3 separate regions of the Homo sapiens genome follow, and all the other regions are linked to region 1. The links are chromatin loops, found by intact Hi-C in ENCODE. Cell type or tissue: heart right ventricle. All regions are shown on one strand. Links, peaks and the distances in the headings refer to the core of each region. The heading gives the core; the rest is flanking DNA. Region 1 has its middle 3.7 kb from the start of TMEM141. Region 2 overlaps LINC02908 (long intergenic non-protein coding RNA 2908). Region 3 overlaps SAPCD2 (suppressor APC domain containing 2).

Evidence for each region. Peaks named below come from ENCODE experiments on the same cell type or tissue, not always from the same donor. Only the 100,000 strongest peaks of a DNase experiment are listed, where the experiment ranks them.
Region 2: it touches region 1 in a loop (12-fold over the local background); 101 of 110 quality-filtered maps call a loop at or near these places.
Region 3: it touches region 1 in a loop (3-fold over the local background); 29 of 110 quality-filtered maps call a loop at or near these places.

Annotation. Positions count from the first base shown.
Region 1 is chr9:136,785,339-136,789,929 of GRCh38, forward strand. No RefSeq gene overlaps it. Among named protein-coding and RNA genes, the nearest start is that of TMEM141, 3.7 kb to the right of the region's middle. RefSeq lists a cis regulatory region at 2,365-2,664 and an enhancer at 2,572-2,731. In heart right ventricle, for the core only: a CTCF peak has its summit at 2,474 (motif pointing right); a DNase peak (open chromatin) is centred at 2,583; H3K4me3 peaks cover 1,034 bases; H3K27ac peaks cover 1,263 bases.
Region 2 is chr9:137,033,165-137,037,755 of GRCh38, forward strand. It overlaps LINC02908 (long intergenic non-protein coding RNA 2908), which reads left to right. Exons shown (of 3, transcript NR_171031.1): 2 at 1-67; 3 at 1,486-4,591. Among named protein-coding and RNA genes, the nearest start is that of FUT7, 3.4 kb to the left of the region's middle. RefSeq lists enhancers at 1,474-1,673, 1,526-2,414, 2,415-3,301. In heart right ventricle, for the core only: CTCF peaks have their summits at 2,259 (motif pointing left) and 2,479; DNase peaks (open chromatin) are centred at 1,568 and 2,257; H3K27ac peaks cover 760 bases.
Region 3 is chr9:137,061,841-137,066,431 of GRCh38, forward strand. It overlaps SAPCD2 (suppressor APC domain containing 2), which reads right to left. Exons shown (of 6, transcript NM_178448.4): 2 at 4,422-4,534; 3 at 3,682-3,828; 4 at 3,238-3,345; 5 at 3,023-3,139; 6 at 287-2,947. The coding sequence ends at 2,819. Among named protein-coding and RNA genes, the nearest start is that of SAPCD2, 6.4 kb to the right of the region's middle. RefSeq lists an enhancer at 1,969-2,746. In heart right ventricle, for the core only: CTCF peaks have their summits at 2,427 (motif pointing left) and 2,661 (motif pointing right); a DNase peak (open chromatin) is centred at 2,421.

The DNA of each region.
Region 1 (4,591 bases), core at 320-4,319:
TCTTCTATGCACTTATCAGAGAGATCAAAGACTCTAATACTTTCGCTAATTCTGCTACTGCTATCTTCTAAGAACTTAAGAGAAGCAGCAGGTGTACAGGCAGAATATGAAAGTGGACAAGGAGCATGACCACTGAAGCACCACAGGGAGACGTTGAAGCCTCCGATGACTGCGGGCAGGCCTGGGGAATGTCAGGTCCCCCACAAGAACTGGTGGAGCAGAGTGCTCGCTAACTCTCCCAGGGAAAGGGAGACTCCCTTTCCTGGTCTGCTAAGTAACGGGTGCCTTCCAGGCGCTGGCGCTACCGCCAGGCCAAGGTCCGCTGAGTAACGGGTGCCTTCCCAGGCACTGGCGCTACCGCCAGGCCAAGGTCTGCTGAGTAATGGGTGCCTTCCCAGGTGCTGGCGCTACCGCCAGGCCAAGGTCTGCTGAGTAACGGGTGCCTTCCCAGGCACTGGCGCTACCGCTAGACCAAGGTCCGCTGAGTAACGGGTGCCTTCCCAGGTGCTGGTGCTACCACTAGACCAAGGAGCCCTCAAGCAGCCCTTATCTGGGCGTGACAGAGAGCTCACACTCTTGTCTTCTGGTCACTTCTCACAATGTCCCTTCAGCTCCTAACTCTGTATGGCCTAGTTTTTCTTTGGTTATAATAATAATACAAAGGTTAATACAGAAAACTAATGATTGATAATATCCATATATAATCATCTCTATATCCTATTTCGAATATAACTTTCTCTTTTCCTAACTATTTTCTTGATTATACTGGAACAGCTTGTGCCTTCAGTCTCGTGTCTCGGCGCCTGGGTGGCTTTCCGCCCACACCCCAGGGTCTACTAACCCTTCAAACTGTTTTCCCTGAATAATGGCCTTACACACAGGTCTGCTTTCTGAGACCTGACTTGCCCAATATGCAGCCTTTCCTGCCAGATCAGTGCTCCCAAACCCTCCTGTTCTTTTTGTCTCACTGTTTCCAACCTTAATATAAGGCAGGAGTAATAATTGAGCAATTCCGTCTCCTGGACGGGCACTCCAAGGAATTGAGGAGCTAATAACCAATTGAATTTCACCTTTGTAATCTGTATCAACCACACCAGTATGAATTTGAACTCCCTTTAGATTTAAACTTGATCTTCCTAAGATGAGTCCTACAGTCCCCTCGGGCAGTGGGCCGTATACCCCTGAGGGGATTTTTTGTGGGGGCTCCCCTGGAAGCAGAGAGACTGCTGGTATAACACATAAATCTACTGCTGCACTGCCGCTTGTGGCGGGGGACAATTGTTGTATTGTGGTAACTGGCCCGTTCCCTGAGGCACTTGTGACAGTGGAGGTTGTTGTCCCTGAAAACCCTGAGGAACAAAAGGCTGAATCGGGAACGCCCCAGTTTGTTGCGAGGCCTGAGGCTGGCCCCTCTTCCAGTTTTCCGACAATGGTTGCCCATTTTTATCAAATTTAGAACGACATTGATTAGCCCAATGTTTTCCTTTTCCACATCTTGGACACAGGCCAGGTGGCTCTTTATTTTTGGCTGTAGTAGTTTGATTTGTTATATTCTGTTTATTTAAGACTGGGCAATTCTTTTCTAAATGACCAATTTGACCACAATTATAACATTTTCCCTCAAATGTTCTAACTTGTCCTCCTAAAGCAACCCCAGTTTTTGCTGGAGCCATTAGCATAGCTTTATGCATAGCCCCTCCAATTCCATCATAGGCTTTTACATACTCTGAGACTACATCTGACCCTGCTGGGACATTCCCTTTTAATGGCTTAATGGCTGATTGACACTCAGGATTGTCGTTTTCGTATGCCATCAACTCCACTATGACCTTACGGGCATTCTCATTGGCCATTGACTTTTGAGCAGCATCTTGGAGCCTTGCCACAAAATCAGGGTAGGGCTCTTTAGAGCCTTGTCTTATTGTATTGAATGAGGGGCAGGTGGTTCCCGGGTCTTGGATTTTTTTCCCAGGCTCTAAGGCAGATAGCTCTAACTTGCTCAATGGCCACATATTGTATTATTGCTTGTTGATTAGTAGTGCTCCAATTTTGACCTGTTCCTAATACTTGATCTGCATCTGTGTTAACTGGAGGATTGGCAGCCCTATTTTTTCGGACCTGTTCTTGTGTCCCATCAATCCACCAGGTCTTAAATTGTAAAAATTGAGGTGAGAGTGATGATTTGGCCAAAATCTCCCAATCATAAGGAATGAGTCTATGTCCATGAGCAGTGGAATCTAATAATGTTCTTATATAAGGGGAGTTGGGTCCATACTGTTTTACTCCCTCTTTCATGTCTTTTAGCATTTTCATAGAAAAGGACCCATTTCTGGCATCAGCTCGGGGAGGCGCTCCCTCTTGGGCCCCTCTTCCAGGTGGTATGGGTTCTAATATTACCGGGGTCTGCCACGCGTCAGTATCCCCTTGTTTTGTCTTTTCAATAATTTTATGTAATGCACGACCCTGTCCACTAGGTGGTGCTGTAGGATTACGTCTCATAGTGGGCGGCTGCGGCTATAGCGCCCTGCCCTGCGGTGCTGGAAACATCCTGGCCATCCATACTGATACTCTGGGGGCGGCCGATACTGAAGTTTGGCTGGCGGCCAGTATTGATAGGCTACCGGCAGTTGGGTCTTATTTTCTACCAGCTGATATTGTGGATACTGCATCTGGATTGGCATTGCTGGGATAGAGACTCTTTCCTTTTCTATTTGATATTCTCTTGGGGTTTGTACTTGTCTAACCTGCATTTGAGGTTGTAATGTTACAGGCATCTGAACCGCGGGAGGAGGAGTTGATGGCCATCGTGGTTTAGACTCTGATGGCCCCAATAATTCTGGACCTTTTCCCCCCAATTTTAGTGGTCCAGAATATATTACCTCCTGTAATTGATTGTAGTCAACATTTTGCGCTGACCGAGGCATTACAGACTCTGCTACATATTTACAATGTGAACTTTCCGTTCCTTTCTCGAATTCTGTCCCTGCCTCTTCTTCACAATCTATTACACAGCTTTCAGGGGCATCAGAAACTGAAACGCTATCTTCTCCTGTTTGAAATGATTCTAAAGCTGCTTTAATAATGGCCCAATCATTCCATACTGTAAGTGGGATGATTTTACCTTCCCTATTTGCTTGCTTTAATTCTTTGCCAATTTTTTCCCAATCTTTTAGATCTAAAGTTCCTTGTTTTGGAAACCATGGGCAGAATTGTTCTATTGTTTGAAATAGTGTAATTAGATTTTCTGTAGAGGCTCTAACTCCCCCTCTTCTTAAAAAAATTTTAATGAAGCTGAGATAAGAGGCATATTTACTTTCAGTTTGTCCCATTGTTACCCTGGGTTCCTCCGAGTGCACAAGCTTACCGCGAAGCTGACCACGGACGTACTCGTTTTGTCCTAAACTATCACACCATAGCGTATCTTCACCTTACAGAACGGAACCCACGATGGGTGCCAGATGAAGGGGGCCTGCCCCTCCACACCTGTGGGTATTTCTCACAAGGTGGAGACGAGAGACTGAGAAAAGGAAATAAGACACAAAGTATAAAGGAAGAAAAGTGGGCCCAGGGGACCGGCGCTCAGCAAGTGCGGACCCACGCCAGCACTGGTCTCTGAGTTTCCTCAGTATTTATTGATCACTAGCTCTACTATCTCGGCGACGGGGATGTGGCAGGACTATAGGGTAATGGTGGGGAGAAGGTCAGCAGGAAAACATGAGCAAAGGACTCTGTGTCATAAATAAGTTTAAGGAAAGGTGCTGTGCCTGGATGTGCACGTAGGCCAGGTTTATGTTTGACTTTACACAAACATCTCAGTGCAGTAAAGAGCAGTATTGCCGCCAGCATGTCTCACCTCCAGCCACAGGGCGGTTTTCTCTTATCTCAGTAAATAGAATGTACGGTTGGGTTTTACACCAAGACATTCCATTCCCAGGGACGAGCAGGAGACAGATGCCTTCCTCTTATCTCAACTGCAAAGAGGCCTCCCTCTTTCACTAATCCTCCTCAGCACAGACCCTTTATGGTTGTCAGCCTGGGGGACGGTAAGGCCTTTCCCTTCCCACGAGGCCATATCTCAGGCTGTCTCAGTGGGGGGAAACCTGGACAATACGCAGGCTTTCTTGGGCAGAGGTCCCTGCGGCTTTCCGCAGTGCACTGTGTCCCTGGTTAATGGAGAATGGAGAATGGTGATGACTTTTACCAAGCGTACTGCCTGCAAACACATTGTTAACAAGGCACATCCTGCACGGCCCTAAATCCCCTAAACCTTGAGTCAATACAGCACATGTTCCTGTGAGCACAGGGTTGGGGCTAAGGTTACAGATTAACAGCATTTCAAAGCAGAATAATTTTTCTTAGTACAGATCAAAATGGAGTTTCTTATGTCTTCCTTTTTCTACACAGACACAGTAACAGTCTGATCTCTCTTTTCCCCACAAATGGCATTAAATTATTTCCATATATTATAGAGTAGGTCCTTCCACATTTTGAAGAGTAGCAAATCTAGCTTTTTTGTACAGACTTATAAATTATCTAAAGACTTCAGCCTTTTTTTTTTTTTTGAAACAGAGTCTCACTCTGTCGCCCAGGC
Region 2 (4,591 bases), core at 455-4,454, 250 kb after region 1:
TGCTGCACGGGACCTTGTGTGGTCCCAGGCGTGGCCAGACCCAGACGTCCTGGAGATCTCAATGCAGGTCAGGCTTGGTTTGTTTGTTTGTTTGTTTGTTTGTTTTTTGAGAGGGAGTCTTGCACTATCGCCCAGGCTGTAATCCCAGCATTTTGGGAGGCCAAGGCTTGTGGATCACCTGAAGTCAGGATCAAGTGGTGCGATCTTGGCTCACTGCAACCTCCACCTTCCGGGTTCAAGTGATTCTCCTGTCTCAGCCTCCCAAGTAGCTGGGATTATGGGTGCCTGCCACCACGCCCAGCTAATTTTTGTATTTTTAGTAGAGATGGGGTTTTCCCATGTTGGCCAGGCTGGTCTCAAACTCCTGACTTCAGGTGATCCACAAGTTTCAGCCTCCCAAAGTGTTGGGATTACAGGCATGAGCCACCGCGCCCAGCCAAGTTTGCTTTTTTGTGTGTGGGTTTTTGTTTTTTGTTTTTTGAGACAGGGTCTTGCTCTGTTGCCCAGGCTGGAGTGCAGTGGCGCAGTCACGGTTTGCTGCAGCCTCAACCTCCTGGGCTCAAGCAATGCTCCCACCTCAGCCTCCCAAGGAGCTGGGTCTATGGGTGTGCACTACCATGCCTGGTTAATTTTTTAAAATTTTTTGTAGAGGCAGAGTCTTGTTATGTTGTCCAGGCTAGTTTCAAACTCCTGGCTCAAGCAGTCCTCCCACCTCGGCCTCCCAAAATGCTGGGATGCTGGGAATGAGGACGCGTCTGTCCTGTCAGGTCTTTTGGGGGCTCAGATCGTGTGTCCTGGGAGGAATGGCAACCATGAACTGTTGTCCAGACCTTTGCCCCAGCACCCTCAGAGGGGGCCTGCCTCCCACCACCCCTGTCCCTGTCCTGTTCTACTTTTGGGCCCCAGGGGCTGCTGGCCTCTCCCCGGCCCCACAGTGAGGACAAGGCTGCCTTGGGAGGGGAACCAGGCAGCTGGAGACTGAAGTGGGAGGATCCCACTGTGGGGACAGAGGCAAGACTGGGACAGGGTGGTAGTCAGAGGCCCCCACCCCTGTGGCGCAGTGTAGCCTCTGAGCTGAGCTTTGCTGCGGAACTTGTGCAACGGCTGGAGGGAGGGGGGCTGGAGGGAGGGGGACTTGGAGGGAGGGGGCTTGGGAGGGGGGCTGGAGAGAGGGGGGTTTGGAGGGAGGGGGCTGGAGGGAGGGGAGCTTGGAGGGGAGCTTGGAGGGAGGGGGGTTTGGAGGGAGGGGTGCCTGTGGGCGCCACGGGAAACTGTCAGTGCCTGAGCTGCTTGGCTTAGGGGCTGGCACCAGAGTGGGCAGCTGCCTCCAGCCCCGCCTTTCCAGCCTCCCATGTTTTCGGTGATGACCACAGTGGCACCTGGGCCTTTAATCCCACCCCAGCGTTCCTCCTCTGGCAGGGGGCCCCCGGGGAGCCACACCTTGGCTTCAGCCTCACACCACCCCATCTCTTCTCCTTGAAACAGACACCCGGCGGCAGTTCCTGCAGGAAGGAGGCTGTCCTGCCACGCCTGCGGGTGACCCGGCCTCTGGTGCCAGAGCCTGCCATCCTTCCTGTTTGTGCTGCCAGGCTGGCAGGGTCCCTTGCCACCGACCTCAGCCGCAGCCACAGCCTGCTCCCTCCCTGGGTGGATTTGAAGGAGCCTCCCCCACCCTCCGCCCCTAGCTTGCTCCTTGAGGACCCTGGGCAGGGTGGCTGCCATGGGGCCCAATCGTGCGTGGGAACCTGCGAGCTGGCAAACGGGGCTCGGGGGTTTTGCCCAGAAATGGGTCAGAACGAAAGCCTCTCAGAGGAAAGAAAAGGGCATGAGTCAAAGAGAAAGTCGGGGGGCAGGGGCTCCCCCTCATCTCACCCCACCCAGGCCTCCTGACTCCCTGGGTTTGTGCGGACCCAGGCAGGCAGCCAACCCCAGCTCCGTGGTGTGTGAGCATCGTGATGATCAGGACACAAGCTCTTCCCCGCTGAGCCTTCACTGTGGGCCAGCTTCCCGGTGGATGCCCACTGAAGAGGCCTCAACCCAGTGGGCCCCACTCCAGACCAAGAGCAGACCATTGGCCAGCTGCCCCCTGCAGACAGCGGCACCCGGGGCAGCAGCAAGGTGAGGGGCACCCAGCCCCAGCCCCAGGGGCGTCTCAGGGAGCGGGCTGAGCCTGGCTGTCTTCCTGAGCCCCACCTGCTTCATGGGTTGGCTTGAGCAAGGCAGTCCAGATGCGTGTCTCGAGCGCTCCCTGGCGGCATGCTGCAAAGCTACATGGCTCCGGCAACAAGGAAGACTGCCCTTATTCTCAGTAACAGGTGGAGCTGGGGGCTGGAGAGCCCCTCGGACCTCGCCTTGGGAAAGCTGGGTGGGTGCACGGAGCCTGGCAGGTGGCCAAGGGGACCCCCAAGTGGAGGGATTGGTCGAGGGGCAGCACAGGGTGGTGCAGTGGGTGAGCTCAGCCCCTCCCCTCCAACTCTCATCCCATTGAGCCCCAAGGCGTGGGGGGATCACGTCTGTCCTTGTTCTCCTCCAGGTGGAGCTGCTGGGTGGGGCTCTGGTCCTCCAGGGACCCACTCTGCACCCCAAGTTTTGCCGGGACCCGCTCCTCTGTGTTGTGTGGCTGTAGGGGAGGGCTGCAGCCAGGGACTCTGAACCCGGGGCCGGCCCACCCAGCCACCCAGGGTGGGGAACAAGATCGCCTCCCAGGGCCAGAAGCTGGGGATGTCCTTGCTTCCTAGGATGTTGGCTAGGGGATCACACGCCCCACATTCTGGGTCAAGCATGGTCCTGCCCCAGCATCTTGCTGGGTTGGGGGCATCTCTGCACAGATGAGTGCCACCCCAGCGTCTCCGCCAGGGTCTGGGCATGTCACTCTTGGGCATCTGTGCTCAGGAGGTCACCAGGTGTGGGCAGGGCACCAAGCAGGGAGGTAGCCGAGGCTGGAAGATGCACATCAGTGCCCCGCTGGGCTTCCTCAAGTGGGAACTGGTGGAGGGGGCGCTAGGCTGCCGGGCCAGGGTCAGCAGGCTCAGGCCGGCTCAGGGCTCAGAGTTGAGCCAGAAACCAAGGTGAAATCTGCCTCTTACTGCCGCCAGGGCCCTTGGGACAGGGACAGGAACAGCAGAAGGTAAAGTGGAAAGGAATTGAGTAATGGGCCCCCAGGCAAGGCTGAGCCAGGCCCCAAGCCCAGGATTGGGGTCTCCAGAGTCCCTGGGGGCCCCAGGGCAGCTCACCCACAGCCTGGGGCCTATGGGAGCAAGGGGGCTCCTGATGGGTGGGGGCAGGAGCTTGGACAAAGTTGAAGGCCTTCTGTCTGAATTGGCCAGGGGCCAATGAAAGCCAAAAAGCTGGTGTGGTGGCTTATGCCTGTAATCCCACTTTGGGAGGCCAAGGCGGGTGGATCACCTGAGGTCAGGAGTTCGAGACCAGCCTGGTCAACATGGTGAAACCCCATCTCCACTAAAAATAGCTGGGCGTGGTGGCAGGCACCTGTATGTAATCCCAAATACTCGGGAGGCTGAGGCAGGAGAATCACTTGAACCTGGGAGATGGAGGTTGCAGAGAGCCAAGATCATATCACTGCACTCCAGCCTGGCTGACAGAGTGAGAATCTGTCTCAAAAAAAAAAAAAACAATTCCAAAAAGGCGAGTGGGGAGCAGGGTGCTAGGCTGCATGGGGGCCTATGCCCCCACCGGAGGACCTAGCCCCCTGCCAACCCTTCCCCAGCTCAGGCCCACCAGCTCCCTTCTCACACAGCTGCTCTGGGAGGGAGTCCTTCCTTGCCAATACCTAAGAGAATGGGCAGCAGGGACCCTGAGGACAGGTTGGGGACACCCAGAACAAGAAGAAGATGGGACACACTAGGAGGCTCTTGGGCCCCTGCGTCAGGCCAGCAGGATAGGTGTGTATTGTGACCTGAGGGACTGAACGTGGAGCTCCAGGGGAACCTCCCAGCCAGTGACACGCTGGCCTTGGGCCAGACGCTGCCCTGCGCCCTTGAGTGACGCTCGGGCCTCCCTGCACCCACCCGCTTTCCCTGTGGCTAATGGCTTAGAGTGAAGGATGGTGGGCGTGGGCGTGCCACGTGGGCTCAGCGTCCACCCTGCCCCATGCACGCAGGCACCCATCACACCAGGGCCCACACACAGGCTCCCATCACACCCTGCCCCATCACAGCAGTGCCCAGAGGGACATGGGGCTCCCAGCTGAGGGCCAGCCCAAGGTCACAGGTGAGGAGTGAGAGGTGAGAGGCAAGGGGGCTTCCTGGTCTGGGTGGGCTGTGGCCCCCAAAACATGTTGCTTAGGTCAAGCCAGTCTCCCCCAGCAGGGGTGAACAATTTTCCCCCAGCCTGCCTGGCCCACCCTTTCTCCAGGGACGGTGCCCAGTGGGCCTTATCTTCCCCATGCCAGGTGTGATGGTTAATACTGTCAATTTAATTGGATTGAAGGATACAAAGTATTGATGCTGGGTGTGTCTGAGAGGGTGTTGCCAAAAGAGATTAACACTAGAGTCAGTGGGCTGCGGAAGGCAGACCCACCCTTCATCTGGTGGGCACCATCTAATCAGCTGCCAGCGAATGTCAACCAGAA
Region 3 (4,591 bases), core at 376-4,375, 280 kb after region 1:
CTCTGCCTCCTGGGTTCAAGCAATTCTCCTGCCTCAGCCTCCCGAGTAGCTGGGACTACAGGCGCCCGACACCACGCCTGGCTAATTTTTGTATTTTTAGTAGAGACGGGGTTTTACCATGTTGGCCAGGCTGGTCTCAAACTCCTGGCCTCGGGTGATCCACCCACCTCGGCCTCCCAAAGTGCTGGGACCACAAGCATGAGCCACTGCGCCCGGCCTAGTCTTCTTTATAGCATTAAGAGATCATGCTTTTCATGGAGTAAGGAACTATAAATACCACTCCTTGTTCATGTTTCCAGAAATCTCTTTTATTTCTTTAGATATATAAAACACTGTTACTTTATATTCTCTCTGATAATTCTAGTATCTGGGTCTAGAGTCAATCTGTTGCTTCTGCTGGGTCTCATAGTGTATTGTTTCCTTGTGGTGTTTATGAATTTTTAAACCTGGATCTCTCATTTTCTTTCTTTCTTTTTTTTTTTTGTAGAGATGGGGTCTCTCACTGCGTTGCCCAGGCTGCTCTGGAACTCCTGGCCTCAAGTGCTGGGATTCCAGGCGTGAACCACCACGCCCGGCTGAGATGTTCCTTTTCCTTGGAACTTGATCAACACAAAATCCTGAGGCCTGGTGTGGGTGTGTTCCTCTGGGGCAGATTCTCAACTGGGGACACTTCTGCCCCCAAGGACACATTTCAACATCCTGAGACATTTCCGGGTGTCATCACAGTGTGCACGCACGTGTATGTACCTGCACACGCTACTGGCACCTCGCGGATAGAGCCCAGGGACGCTGCTCACATCCTGCACGGAGACTGACCCGCCCAGCGTCCTAGGGCAGGCTCCAGGCAGGGTCTGCATGTGCCTCTGCCAGCCACCTAGACCCTGCCAGCCGGGGCCTTTAAATTCTCCCCTCGTGGTCTCCAGGGCCACTCACTAGCCTGATTTCAAGCTGTAAACTGGGAGGACCTATTTCTTTTCACCTTGCACGGAACACCAAGGCTGAAAGGCAGTTTTTCCGGAGGTGCCAGCCTGTCTCACATTTCCGCTTCAGCTGCGGGGTCCAGCTCTATGTGGGCGGTCTCCTGATGAAGTCACCCCGGGACAGACACTGTTCTGTCTCCTGCTTCCAGTCCAGTAAAGATGCCAGGATCCCCCAGGGCATGGCAGGCACCCTCAAAGGCAGACGTGGGGAGGCCCTGGTGGGCAGACCCCAGCCTGCTGACGGGGGGCTTCTCCCTGGCTGCCACTGGCCCACCCACTGCGCTGCAGTCCACCTGGTGCTGGGGCTGTGGGGCACAGGCCCTCAGGACCTGCACCCTTTCCTGCCCAGGAGGTCCAGGCCTGACATCCTTATGTCCCCTGGAAAGCCCACTCCCATCTTCAGGGTAGGAGGGCAGCTGCATGCTGGGCTGACTTGGGCCTGTCCTGGGACACCCCTGCAGACCAGGTGCAGCAGGGAATGTGGCTCTGTGGGGTTGCTGTGGGCAGGTTAGCATGGAGCTGGGCTCCGGAAGGGAGTTGCCACGCTGCCTGCCAGGGCCCCTCCTCTGAGACAGGTGCCTTGTGGGACAGTGTACCAAAGTGCCCTGGACACGAGGGGGCCCTGCGCCCCCCACGCACTGACCCCGCATCGGAGGCCCTGCGCCCCACACACACTGACCCCGCATCGGCATCGGGGGCCCTGCGCCCCCCACGCACTGACCCCGCATCGGGGGCCCTGGGCTGCAGAACCCATCGATGCTGTTGCCGTGCCCCTGGTTCTGGTGACACTGGGACCCTCCAGGTTGGGCTGAGCAGGGCCCCCCCACCAGTGCGTACTCCAGCACCAGCGGGAGTGGGCCTGGGCAGGGGCTGAGGGAGTGACACCCAAGGGGACCTGCCCCAGCCTCCTCCTGTACCCTGGGGGTTCTCGTTTTCCTTGGCTGAGGGAGGTGGCCTCTCCCAGCTGAAACCTGGGGACAGGCTGGGCGTGAGAGCAAAGGGGGGTGAGCAGGACCCCAGGCCTTGGAAATCCTGAGTCGGGGGAACAGGCTTTGCCTATGACGTGCCTGGGAGCTGTCTGGGGGCCCTCCTGGGGAGCCAGGCTCACAGGATGTTGTGTGGGACTCAACGTGGGGCAACGTCCCGGCCAAGAGGGGGAAGGCCATCACCCCAGGGTCTGTGGGAGGCACATGCAGGCCAAGCTCTCGCCCACCCGGCGTGCCGATCCGCTGCAGCCAGGGTCCCTCAGCCTTGGCCAGAACCTGAAGTCCGACCGCTATCCCTGGGGCTCCCCAGCCAGGCAGGCACCCCCCGCTTACAGGCCGTCCCCACCCCCTCCATCTACTTCCGTCCGTCCGAGCTACAGCCACCTCGTCCTGGTGCCCTGGTTGAGCGGGAAGCTGCCCTTGGACCCGCGTCGGAGCCGCCCCGCGCCCTCTGCTGCCCGTTGTTGGAAGTGCAGCCTGGCGTGGGCAGTGCCTTTCCCTGAAGATGGGACCCAGGGCGGCACCGCTGGAAACGGGGGGACGCTAACTCATGGAGGGGTACCCCACTGTCCACTGACAGCGGCAGTAGTAGCTGCGGACTATGCGGACTCAAGAGAGCCCCAGCCCATGTCAGCACCAGGAGCCAAAACGGAGTCAAGCGCTCGGTGCGGGGACCAGCCGGGGGCAGGCCTGGGGAGCCCATCTGGCAAGGGCGGCAGGAAGGCGCCCACTCCGGGACTGTGCCTGGGCCTGCCGGGGGTCTCCAGCCAGAGAGGGTGGGTGCGATGGGGCGCCCACCCTCGAAGGGCTGAGTGCCAGGCTGGCCCTGGGGGCCCACGCGGCCCACAAGGACTAGATGAAGGTGGAATCCAGAGGTCCCCCGTCCTGCTGGCTCAGGGCGCGGGCCTCAAACAGCTGCTTAATGAGCGCCGACTTCTCCTGCTCCAGCTGCGTGATGCGCTCACTCTTCTCGGTCACCTCCTGGGCAGGTGCACAGTTGGTCAAGGCCTGCGGGGCCTCACCCCCACCCCTGCACCCCTCCCGCGCCTGCCCTACCTGGGTGAGGAGTCGGTTCTGCTCCTTCAGCATGAGGATGGTCTGCTGCTGCCAGACCGGGGGTGAGGTGGACGTCAGGGCAGGGCAGGGGGGCCCGGAGGAGGACGGGGGCAGGGCCTGCGGGAGGGCAGGATTAGGCAGGCCTGGACGAGGGCGGGGAAGCACTAAACTGGCCTGGGCCCCAGCGTGGGTGTGGGGGTTTGGGGTACACTCACCCGGCTGGCACAGGCTGCAGCCAGCAGCTCCCCCAGGCACCGGGCCACCTCTTGTACCTTGGGCAGTAGCCGCCCCAGTGGGCGGGGGCTCCCTGCAGCCCCAAAGTCCTGGGAAGAAAGCAGAGGACAAGCGGTCAGAGAGGAGGTCCAGCCGGGGCCAGCAAGGTGCCTTGATAGGGGTTCCCACAGGTGGCTCTCCTGCCTCCTGATGCTGCAGAGAGCCTAGAGGGTCCCAGGGGCATTGCTGAGGTGGGAGGTCTGCCCAAGACACCTTAGGCCCTAGGAGTGGGGCAGCCACAGGCGGAGAAAGGGATGTCTCAGCATCCTGGGTGGAATCGACAGCCACTGTGTCCGGGAATAGGGGCAGCCACAATGCCCAAGGGTGCCTGGGGTGAGCTGGGGTCCCCATGTGTGGGGATCTGGGGACAGGGCTGTGGCACTCACGGCGCTGGCTCTGCTCTGGCCCAGGCGGCGCTGGCGCTCCTGCACTCGTTGCAGCTGCTGCTGGTACCAGTCGCGGCCCCGCGCCATCATCTCCAAACCCTGCAGCAGCACCTCCTTCTCCTGCTCCAGCTCCTTCATCTGCTTCAGCTGCAATACGTGCATTTACATGGAATGCCTGGCCCCAGTGAGCACGCACACGTCCACACATGCATGAGCTCACCTGTGGGTGGGCACCAGAGCCACAGACACAAATGCAGCAGCACGTGTACACGTTTGCAAACACCCACGGACGCACGCTTCTGCTGACACCTGCATGTGTGAGCCCCATAGGCCCATTTGGAGCAGGAGCCCCGTTCCTCCTGCTGAGGGGTCTTGGCCTTTCTTAGCCCCTCCACTCAGGCTTCCCTGGGGGAGGGGTGACGGACCCTTCAGCTGAGCCCACCCTCCCGAAGTCTGCCTGTGGTGAGCACACAGCTGGGAAGCCAGACTGGCTTGCAGCAGCAACCTCGTGAGGCGGGCTGGGCAGCCACCATAGCTGCCCTAAACGACCTCTTGACCTCCCTCTGCCTGACCCTGGGCCATCCCTCCAGGGGAGTCAAGCCCAGGTAGGGAGAGAGATGTCCAGAGCTGACTGTACTTCCGCCATGGACTCCCCCAGGCTCAAGGCCCCCCTGCTCCCATCCCGGCCTCCAGCCTCCAGGCAAGATGGAGAGCCCCACAGAGCCCCAGTCCCTGCTCACCAGGCCGCAGTCCACGCCGCTGGCGATGGTGTGCCTCCGACGTTCCCCTCGGGCACGGGGAGCCCGCCGGGCATCCCCTGAGTCCGCCTCCAGGGCCCTGCACGCCACTGCACCTGTTATGGAGAGGCATGGGCCTGGCTCACCTCCAGACCTGCCTGGCCAGGCTCTGC